Linked DNA regions of Homo sapiens: region 2 is linked to region 1. Evidence: read pairs that join two places in POLR2A ChIA-PET (ENCODE). Cell type or tissue: HCT116. All regions are shown on one strand. Links, peaks and the distances in the headings refer to the core of each region. The heading gives the core; the rest is flanking DNA.

Evidence for each region. Peaks named below come from ENCODE experiments on the same cell type or tissue, not always from the same donor. Only the 100,000 strongest peaks of a DNase experiment are listed, where the experiment ranks them.
Region 2: POLR2A ChIA-PET joins it to region 1 with 6 read pairs; 1 of 35 experiments calls an interaction of 5 or more read pairs at or near these places.

Annotation. Positions count from the first base shown.
Region 1 is chr19:12,838,159-12,843,529 of GRCh38, reverse strand. MAST1 (microtubule associated serine/threonine kinase 1) reads right to left here and starts at 5,015. Exons shown (of 26, transcript NM_014975.3): 1 at 4,875-5,015; 2 at 2,996-3,084; 3 at 2,464-2,539; 4 at 1. The coding sequence starts at 4,957. RefSeq lists an enhancer at 2,969-3,028 and silencers at 4,935-4,984, 5,035-5,214, 5,219-5,371. In HCT116, for the core only: a CTCF peak has its summit at 5,184; a DNase peak (open chromatin) is centred at 2,779; H3K4me3 peaks cover 1,349 bases; H3K27ac peaks cover 2,211 bases.
Region 2 is chr19:13,395,830-13,401,200 of GRCh38, reverse strand. All of the region lies in intron 3 of CACNA1A (calcium voltage-gated channel subunit alpha1 A), which reads left to right. Among named protein-coding and RNA genes, the nearest start is that of CACNA1A, 110 kb to the left of the region's middle. RefSeq lists enhancers at 1-380, 381-881, 1,828-1,972, 1,295-2,494 and a cis regulatory region at 1,895-1,905. In HCT116, for the core only: no CTCF peak of the experiment used is centred there; DNase peaks (open chromatin) are centred at 1,900, 2,230 and 4,430; H3K4me3 peaks cover 1,598 bases; H3K27ac peaks cover 2,991 bases.

The DNA of each region.
Region 1 (5,371 bases), core at 261-5,260:
CCTGGAACCCAGCCAAGGTGCTCAGAGGCCACAAGGCCCCAGCGGTCCCCCAACTCCTCAGGGTGTGGGTGAAGCCACTGGCCAGGGCCAGGGTGGGGGTTGGGGGAATATATCTGCACTCTAAGATTCCTCAAGGCCCTCAGAATCAAGGGGATAAAGAGGGACTCTTCCAGGCAGGCACCGGGAATTGGAGGGAGGATCCGTCTCCACTCTCCTCCCCACGGTCCCCTCTCTTATCATTCAGAGTGGACACCGAGAACTGGAAAAGCCCCCACCCAGTGAAGCCTTTCCAGAGAGATTCTAGAAATTTCCCCCAAGTGAACACTCTCCATGAGAAAGCTCTGAGGGAGACCCTTGGATCTTCTCAGAGAAAAAAGACCCGTCCCACCCCCCAACATGTTCTGACATAGAATATTGTGTCCTTATGCTCTCGTGCACACAGACACAGTCACTGTTGCAGCCAAATCCATTAATGTTGGTGTGACTATCAGGTCAGGCTCACATACTGGCAGTGCACACATTTACACTTCACACACACGAAGACACACACTCACACATGACTCCTCAACACAGACACCCACACGTATTGACTATCCCATCCATGGACCCAAATATCACACTCTCACACACTAATGCACAATCACGCGTGCAAGACCAGACATGCACTCACCTATAGACACATGTGCTTCCACTCAGTACTCACACTCGGACACACAGACTCACCCAAACATACTCCACACTTCCACATTCACACAGATGCACGTTCCAGACACCCACGCTCACTACCACACATTGAAACTTGCACACAGCGACACACTCATTCACACTCGCACGCAGATGCACACACACAGGGACACACATCGGCGCGTGCTCATGTGAGTGCACAACACACATTAGCATGTGCATGTGTAAGCGTGTGGCTGTGAGACAGTAAACTGGACGGGCGCGGTGGCTCATGCCTGTAATCCTAGCATTTTGGGAGGCCGAGGCGGGTGGATCACCTGAGGTCAGAAGTTCGAGACCAGCATGACCAACCTGGTGAAACCCCATCTCTACTAAAAATACAAAAATTAGCCGGGCGTGGTGGCAGGCGCCTGTAATCCCAGCTACTTGGGAAGCTGAGGCAGGAGAATCGCTTGAACCCAGAAGGCGGAAATTGCAGTGAGCCGAGATCCCGCCATTGCACTCCAGCCTGGGCAACAGAGCGAGACTCTGTCTCAAGAAAAGAAAAAAAAAAGAGAGAGAGAGAGAGAGACAGTAAACACTGTGACTCTGTGTTTACTATCTCACAGCCACACACTCACACACGCTTACACCCACACACAGATTGCACGCTCACCTGGAGACATACCTGACTTGCTCCTCTCACATATTCACAGACACTTACAATCCTACAGACACATGTTCACACGTTCACATTCGCAGACTCGTGCCATTGCATAGGCACGTAATCCCTCACACAGTGACAATCACACACACACACCAGCACACTTTGCACAGTTACAAGGACACACACACACCCCATTTATTGGACTCCTCCCTTCCTTCTTCCTCCCAGCAGTCCCCTCGCTCAGTCCTCCCCGCTTGCGGATAAACATGTGAGACCCTATCCCAGAGCCTTGTCCTGGCTCTCTATTGCCCTCAGCTAAATTCCATGGTCAATAGGCGGTTCCCCCACTTTCCCAAGGGAGCTGTCTGTCTTCACAGTCTCCTTTGACTCTCACAACACAGCCTTCATCAGCCTTTGCACTGATCCCCATTCTCTGGCCTGCCTGCCCTATTCGACTCAGAGGGTAGAGACAGGACGTCATTGACCCCATACGCCCAGCTCCTAAGAACATAGCAGGTGTTTAGACACCATTTTTAGAATGAATAGAGTTCAAAGAAAAAGAGACAGGCCCAAACTCCCAGAAACGTTTCTCCAGAAAACATCAGAGAAACCTCTCTGCCTCCCCCAGTTTCACCAAAGGCCCATAGAAAATTCATTTAAGGACACCCCAGAAACCCTAAGAGACCCTTGGAAAGAAACCTGAGATTCCTCCCCTTGAGAAACAGCCCTAGTCGTCCTCCCCCACCTCGGGGACCAAGAGTCCCTCGATAGGCATCGCGCAATCTGCGCTTGCGCACGTCATCTTGGCTGCCCCGTCCTGTTGCTATGGAAACACCTGGCCAGGAGAGCAAGGCTCGGAGAGACTAAGACCCCGCGCCCAGGGCGCACGCGCTTTCGACCTGCCGCAAAGGGAGCCCCACCGCCTTCCCCGTTCCAGATCGGCGATTGGACCCCGCCTTCTTATAGGCCCCGCCCCGAAGGCTAGGCGCTCCTTCCCGCTGAGACCTTGGGGCACTCGCTGGTCCCCTCAGGCCCCAGCTCGGGTGCAATTAGGAGGAGAACAGATGGCGGCCCAGACAGTGGTTGGGGAGGGTCTGCCCAGGGTTCTGGGGCCCTGGAGGGGAGGGACTCACCTTCGGGAGGAGGCAAACGAGAAGTGGGCGGGGGTGTTGGGGGAGAAGTTTCGGGGGCTGTCCAGGGGACTGCTGCCTATGAGAGAAAGAGGGGGCAAATCCTGTCAGGTCTCTCGTTCCCTAAAGCGGCGTGCAAACAGCAGCATGTCCTGTCTTTAGTCTAGTCCCGCCTATTATGGGGAGACCACGCCCCTTCGCCTGTGGCCCCGCCTCTCTAAATTTTTTCGTTGCCGAGTCAGCCTGGCCCCTTCCAAGACGATTCTGGCTTCATCTGGGATGGCCCCGCCCCTCAGGTACGACTCCTCCTTTCTGTCCGTCCCACCTGAGTCTCCGCCCACCTGAGTCTCCGCCCCCCAATGACCGTCCCTCTGCGACTGACCACACCCACACAAGCATGGCCCCGCCCCTTATCCAAACTGGTTCGCCTCCATTCAAACTGCGCCCCTTCTGTAGCATGACCACGCTTCCTCGCCTGAGGCCCCGCCTACTGTAGGCCAGTCTGCACCCACCAAGTCTCTACCACTGGCCTCACCTAGGTGACCTGGCAGCGGGGAGTGGGGTCTCGGTAGCGTGGGTGAAGTGCTGGTCAGGATGAGGCTTTTCCGATTACTGGTGCGGCAGCTGCGGGGAAGGTAAGGCAGGGGGGCCGGGCCGGGCCGCAGCCCAGTGAGTTCTTGAGCCCCACCAGCTGACCTCCTGTCTCAGATCCCCGCCTATCTCCCATCCATGTGTGTTTGGAGGCTCCCTGGGAGGGTTTCTCGAAGAAAGGTGGTGCAGGCCTCGGCAGGACTGTGTACGGCAGGGGATGTGCATATGACATGTGTGTGAGAAACTCTCAGTATGGATTATGTGTAGGGCAGTGTCTGTCATGGTGTGATAGTCACTGTGTCTAGGTGACACCATTGGTGATACTGAGCGTGTCTCAGTCTATGCGTGACATTCACTGTAGGTATCCACGTGTGGTATCCACTGTATGAATTCAACAATGTGTGACGCTGAATGCATTCTAGTGTGATACGTGTGACACAACGTGGGTTTATCTTGTGTGATACAATTTGAGCATTTGTGTGTCTATGTGACACAGTGTGAAATGCCACTTGTCCATAACAATGTGTGCTGTAACACAGGCAGGTTGTATTATTATTATTTTTTTTCTTTTAAATCAATGTCTCGCTCTGTCGCCCGGCTGGAGTGCAGTGTGCAGTGGCTCACTGCAGCCTCAAACTCCTGGGCTCAAGCAATCCTCCCGCCTCACCTCACCCTCCTGAGTAGCTGGGACTACAGGTGCCTGCCACCATGCCTGGCCAGGATGCATGATCCCCCCTACATGTATCTATGTCTTTGTGTGGCATTCTGAGTCTGTGTCCGATACTGTCCTTCCGTCTGGGTGTGACATTCACCATGCTTGTCCATGTGTATGTAGCATCTATTGTGTGAATTTAACATCTTGTGACACTGTGTCCAAACATGTCACCACATTTGACATTCTCTAGGTGAGTCTTGCAATGTGATAACATGTGATTTTGCGTGGTTCTGTCTCTGCAAGATCCCTACATCTGTTTATCCTGATGTCAGTGTGACATAGTATGTGAGATACCTAGATATGACATCGTGTGTTGTGACATTCTTGGATGCATGGATGGGATATTGAAACACATGTTTGCATCTTGGATGACATAACTGTGTGTGTGTGGATCGCCATGTAAGTGACATCTTACTAGGTGTACACGACGTGGTGCCCCTGTGTGTCTGTGCATGGTTCTGACCTGTGGCAGCTGCAAGGCTAGGTATGTGTGGCACCTCCCAGTGTATCTGGGCCACTAGGGCTGTTGTGTGTATGTGTGTGACATCATGTCCTGTGTGACGCTGTGTGTCACTATTTTCAGTGTAAGGCTGTGTTCGGGGGGGGGGGTTGTGTTATGATAAACCCCCCCTTTTTTCTACCCCTCAGCATCCAGCTCCCGAAGAGGGAGCCCCAAGCCCCTCCGTCCGTCCCCTCACCCACAGCCGCAGTGACTGAGCATATTAGCGCGTCCAGGAGCACGCGGCATGGGGGTGGGGGGAGGCCAGGCTGCGGCTATTGTTCTGAGGGTGCCAAGCCCCCCAGCCTCCCCTTCTTCCTCTACCCCCACCAGGCTGTTGGAGCCCGCAGCGCCAGCAGACAAAGGCGCCACAAACCCCCAGTGGCGCAGCCCCCTCCCCCCGCGGCCGTCCTCTCCAGCGTGCAAGCCCCCCAGACTCGGCCCACACCACCCCCCATTCAACCCCAACCCCGGCGGGAAGGCGCAGCTGGGGCACCTCTGGCGCAGCTGGACCGGGCGCAGCATCCCGGGCCCCGCCCTGCAGCAGTACCCGGAGCGGCGGCTTTTGCGGGGAGGGCCGGGACAATGTCTAGGGGATCGGGGGTCTACCTCTTGGTGCGGCGGAACATACTGCCGCCGGGGAAGGAGGGCATCGAGAAATTAGAAAGCGCGGTCCAGAGAGAGTCAGACATGACCCGGCGGCGGCGACATGGTGGCAGGTGCGGCAGCAGCGGCGGAGGCGGCGGCGGCGGCGGCGCGGGGAGCAAGCGCGCGGGGCGGAGGCTGCAGCCGCCGCAGCGGGCAGGGGAGGGCAGGGAAGGGGAGGGCCCTGCGGCTGCAGCCGGCCGGGAGGGGGCGCTGCTGCGTGCCGGCGAGCCAGGCCCCGCCCGCGCACTCGCCTGGCGCCCCCACCCCGGCGGGAGAAGGGGCGGCCAGCCCCCGCCACGTCTCTCCCCAGGCTCACCTGCTGCTTTTCCGGGGCAGGGGCAAATCCTTCTGGAAGGCAAAGGGGCAAAACGATGAAGGTCAGCGTGGACCTGCCGTTGCTGCCCACAAGCATTATCAACTCCCTGGAGGAGCAGAAGCAGGGTAAGACAGGCCCCTCT
Region 2 (5,371 bases), core at 68-5,067, 560 kb before region 1:
GACCCTAAAATTGGCATAATCCATTTTTTGGTCCCTAAGGAACTGACTGAATTGACTACTTGTAAAAGTGAGTCCTGGACAGGCAACAGTGGCTCAGGTCTGTAATTCCAGGACTTTGGGAGGCTGAGGCGGGCAGATCACCTGAGGTCAGGATTTCAAGACCAGCCTGGCCAACATGGCAAAACCCTGTCTCTAAAAAAATAGAAAAATTAGCTGGGTGTGGCGGTGGGTGCCTGTAATTCCAGCTACTCAGGAGGCTGAGGCAGGAGAATCGTTTGAACCTGGGAGGTGGAGGTTGCAGTGAGCAAAGATCACGCCACTTTACTCCAACTTGAATGACAGAGCAAGACTCTGCCTCAGGACCGCCATGGCCCCCTGGGTTCTAGGTCAGAGTTTCTCCGCCACAGCACTGATGACTTTGGGGGCTGCATTATTAGCTCCAAAATGGGAGCTATCCTGTGCACTGCCTCAACTTACTTGATGCCAGTAGCGCCCGCGCCCCAGTTGTGAGAACCAAAAATGTCTCCACACATTGCCAAATGTCCCCTGGGAGGTGAAATCACCCCTGGTTGAGAGTCACTGTTCTAGATTGTTAAATATTATCTTACACTCTAGCACAAGTCCAAGGCAAACTGACTTAGAAATTACCAACCTTGCAAAAAATAGAAGATTTCTTAAAGTCAGTGAGCATGATGGTGGCAAGCTGCTGAAATCACACCCCCAGACATTAGCAGATGGGATCTGGACAGTATTCATCTAGTTAAAAATTGACAAGGACTGGGACACTGCAGGCTCTTCAAAAGAGAATCATTTGAATAACAAGGGGTCAAGACAGGGGTAATTGGTGAAAGCCCCTGCTCATAATTTGAAAATATAAATAGGCATCATGAAAATTCATCCTGCAAAAGTCAAAAGTCGAATGTGCAGTGTTATACATGATCAGTTGATTTGGGAGGGGAAATTGCATGCACACACATGAGAGCTTGCACACCCACACACACACACCTGTTCAAGTGTGTGTGCCAGTGCTCAGTGAGGACCATCTCCCCAACCTGTCTGATCATCTTGCTTTGGGGTGACCCTATGGGTGAGGCAGAAATTCTTGGATCATAGTTTTCTAATGAATATTATAATTGTTAACTTCTGATGGGTGCTGACTTTTTCATCTTTGCAACACTGCGTAGGTATTTTTACTCTCCCCATTTTACAGATGAGACAACTGAGGCTCAGAAAGATTGATTAGCTCTACACGAAGCCAGGATCCAGGCTTAGCCTGGCTCCAGGAATCATGTTTTGAGTTACGTAGCTTCCCTGATTCTGAGGGACCTCCCCACTTCTGAAATCTTCTACTGTTACTCCCCATGGCCCTTTCCTATTGACCGGAGGCACCCCAGCTCCTCACTCGTCCCTTATCTTATGAAACATGACCATGATGTCTGAATTCAAAGGAGAGCCTGGGCTTTGTGGGGAAAACGAAGCAGAAAAAGAAAGGTGGAGGTTGGTGGTTGTTTTTGGCATGGTGAGGAGCCTGTCGTTGCTTGAGGAAAGCAAGAAAGGAGATTGCTGGGGCTTGGATCCATCTCTGGGTGCCTGTGGGTCTGTCTGTAAAAATGAGAACTGGTCGTGCTCATTAGAGGATTTGACCGTTAGGCCTTGGGATAGCGATTTGGGAACTTTTTTCTGCTAAGACAAAGAATAATATGGTTCAGGTTCATTTTGCTCCTGCTTTCCCAAGCCCTACATCTCTTCTGGGCTTTTTTTTTTTTCCTTTTCTCTCCTTCTTCTTCTTCTTCTTCTTCTTCTTCTCATTTTTGGATCTGGACTTCTGCTGACTCATCTCTCTGAGCAAGGAAGGAGGGAGGAAGTCAGAATTGCTCATTAACCGTTTTCTTTAGTGACTCAGCTGTGATTCACATTTTAATTAATGGAGGAGAAAAACCTGATCAGTCCTAAGGCATCTGCCCAATCACGCATAACTCCAGGCTGGTGATAATAATAATACTTGAAAAAAGTGGGGTGTCCTGAATTAAACTATGGCTCATTCCCCACATTAGTCTTGAGGACTCCACCAGGCCCTCTAAGTTCCAGGTCTCAATGGGGCTCCCTGAACCAGAGCAGCTAGTCCAAGCCCCGAGCAGCATTTCTGCAGAGTTAGTCTGAGGTCAGGACAAGAAACAGAGGCTCAAGCCCTCCTGGGATCGCAGGAGGATCATGGGAATGTAATATTGTTTCCTGAGCTGGTCTTTGGCTATAATCCCAGGCTCAAGCCTGGCCTCCCTCCCCTCGGGGCCTGAAATTTGTCAGAGCCTATTGCAGGGGCAGCTTCTGTGCTTTTTGTTTGCCCAGAGAATGAGAAAAGTCCAGATAATCATGACCGCTACTTCCTGAGCACTTACTATGCATCAGGTGGTGTGCTCAGCACTTCTCATGAATGATCACGTTGAATCCTCACTCTGTCCACAAAAAGAAAGAGCTTTTATATAATTCTCCAACCTCCCTATGAGGAAACTGAGGCTTGGCAATTGCCCAATGTAGACAATTAGTAAATAATCAGGCAGGATATAAACCCAACCCTTTCCCACCTGGGAGCCAGAGCTTGCATCTACTATACTTCTCTGCTTTCCAGTCAGCTGCAAAGAAAAATTGGAAGCTGATAGCTCATTCAACAAACACTTATTGAACCCTTCCACCTGCTCAGCCCTGTTCTAGACACCAGAGATCCATCAGTGAACCAAAGAGGCAAATCCATGGTCTCATGAAACTGACAATTTACCTGCCCAAGTGTATTAGTTACTGTTTATAAGTTCCTATTAAGTGTATTAGATATGCTTGCAGCTGTAACAAAGAATCCCAACATGCATAAGGGCTCAAAACAATAAAAATTTCGTTCTTGCACAGATAAAGTTCAAAAGGTGTATTCTTTTTTTTTTTTTCTTTTGCGACGGAGTTTTGCTCTTATCCTCCAGGCATGAGTGCAATGGCCCAGTCTCGGCTCACTGCAACCTCCACCTCCTGGGTTCAAGCATTCTCCTGACTCAGCCTCCCCAGTAGCTGGAATTACAGGTGCCCGCCACCACACCTGGCTAATTTTTTGTATTTTTAGTATAGGTGGGGTTTCACCATGTTGGTCAGGCTGGTCTTAAACTCCTGACCTCAGGTGACCCACCTGCCTCGGCCTCCCAAAGTGCTGGGATTACAGCCGTGAGCCACCGTGCCTGGCCAAAAAAAAAATGTATTCTTAAACAGCAGGCACCTCTCCTCTAAGCAGTAAGTCAGGGGCCCAGGCTTGTTCCATATTGTAGCTCCTCATCTTCAACCCATGGCTTCCAAAGTCTCCATGCTTCTTGATATCAAGCCACAGAAGGGAAAAGAGCATGAGAAGGGCACAGGAGAAATGTTTCTGGGACAGACCCAGAAGTAGTCCATATGACTTCCATCTACCTCCCACTGGCTAGAGCTTACATGGCGGCACCCACTTGCAGAGCTGGGAAATGGAGTCTAACTGAGCATCCAGGAAGGAGAGACAGACATGAGTCTTTGCGTGGGTCCTCACTGAGAATCAAGCTCCACATTTTGATCGATGTCACCAGAGCGTACATGGCGGCGCCCACTTGCAGAGCTGGGAAACGGAGTCTAACTGAGCATCCAGGAAGGAGAGACAGACATCAGTCTCTGCGTGGGTCCTCACTGAGAATCAAGCTTCACATTTTGATCTGTGTCACCTCCTTGCAAGCCCTACCTTAGGACAATTTTAAGGGACATTCCTATCTTCTTCCACCCTTAGGACAGTTTTAAGGGACACTCCTGAGTTCTTCCACCCACCTCCTCTGTTTCTTGGGCTTCCAGCTCTCAGGATTTGCCTTTGCCTTACAATGGGGTGAAGCAAGAATCTGGAAGAATGTCTCTCCCCACAATTTGAAGTCTTATTTGAAAAAAAGCAGTAGAGCATCCCTCCCTCTTGAGGTAGGGAAATCTAGAATCAAATCCTGCTTCTCCAGACTTTGACCTCAGAAACTGGGGGGACTTCAAGGTCTTCAGGTGGGCAGCTTTCATGAACCATTCATTCCTCCCACCTCATACCAATCAGGGTCCTAACAGGAAAAAGAATTAACTTCTAGATGGTTCAAAAGAAGACCATGCCATGAAGAGACTCCTTAAAGAGATAGGAACAGGTGAGAGAAATAGATAACGGCTGTTTGAGGTCCTCAGAGAGAAGCCATCGCGAGCCCTACATTTCCTGGAACCCAGTGGAGGCAGAGCTGTGCAGAAGGGACTACTGTCAGAACCAGGGAGGGAGCAGGGAAGCAATATTCCAATCTCTTTCCCTCCCCTCATCTTCTGCCAGCGCTTCCCCTCAGCCAAACCAAACCGGAAACGGAGCAAAGCATTCTGGGAGTTGTAGTCTTCAAGGGTCCGCCTCGAGGGCACAGAGCCCGCTGGAGCATTGACCTAGAGGGCACACAGGGAATGACTAGTTTGCACCATCATGTGACGGACTGCACGCCCTCGATTATGTAATCCACTCTATAATTCAACTGCAGAGCTGCATGGTACAGCAGGATAGCCACTAGCCACACGAGGCTATTTAAATATAAATGTACATTCATTAAAATTTAACCAAATGAAAATTTTAGCCACTGAGCCCCATTTCAAATGCTCATTAGCCACACGTGGCTCTTGGCTACCATATTGGACAGATCAGAATAGAACATTTCCATCATCCCAGAAAGTTCTAGGGGCCGGCGCAGCTGTGGTGTAACCTGAGCCCATGCATGTTATGGAATGGAGAAGAGAGAAAACAGCACAAGAGGCAGTTTTGAAGGGAGACAGAGAGCTGTGGATCAGTAGGGAGGAGACTCTCTAGGCAAAGGAGCAGTTGAGAAGCAAGAAAGTTGAGTGAGCTGCTTTGCTGCGATGGAGGCTTCCCTCACGGGGAAGAGTAGAGTCAGAAAGCTTTAGTTCAAGTTCAGCTCTGAAATGAACCAATGAGTGTTCTGACAAGACACCTGGCCTTCCGGAACCTTGGTTTTGTAGTGGCCAAGGGCTTGACCCTCTGAAGGTTCACTGAAAAAAATCAACTCACAAGGCATATTAATTGGAGAAAAGGCAGGCAGATTTATTTAATGTGTTTGCACGAGAGCCTTCAGAATGAAGACCCAAAGCTGCAGGGGAAATTGTCCGTTTTTTAAGCTTAGGTTCAACAAAGTATGGACAGCGGTGTAGAAATATGATTGAACAAAAAGTGTACAATGTAAATGCTAATAGACTGAGTGGGGAAACCCAAAAAGGGCTGTCTTGATTCTCCTTGGTCTCTCTGAGCATGCATTTCTTCCGGGTATGGGACAAGACCCTCTCTGGAATGGAGGGGGGG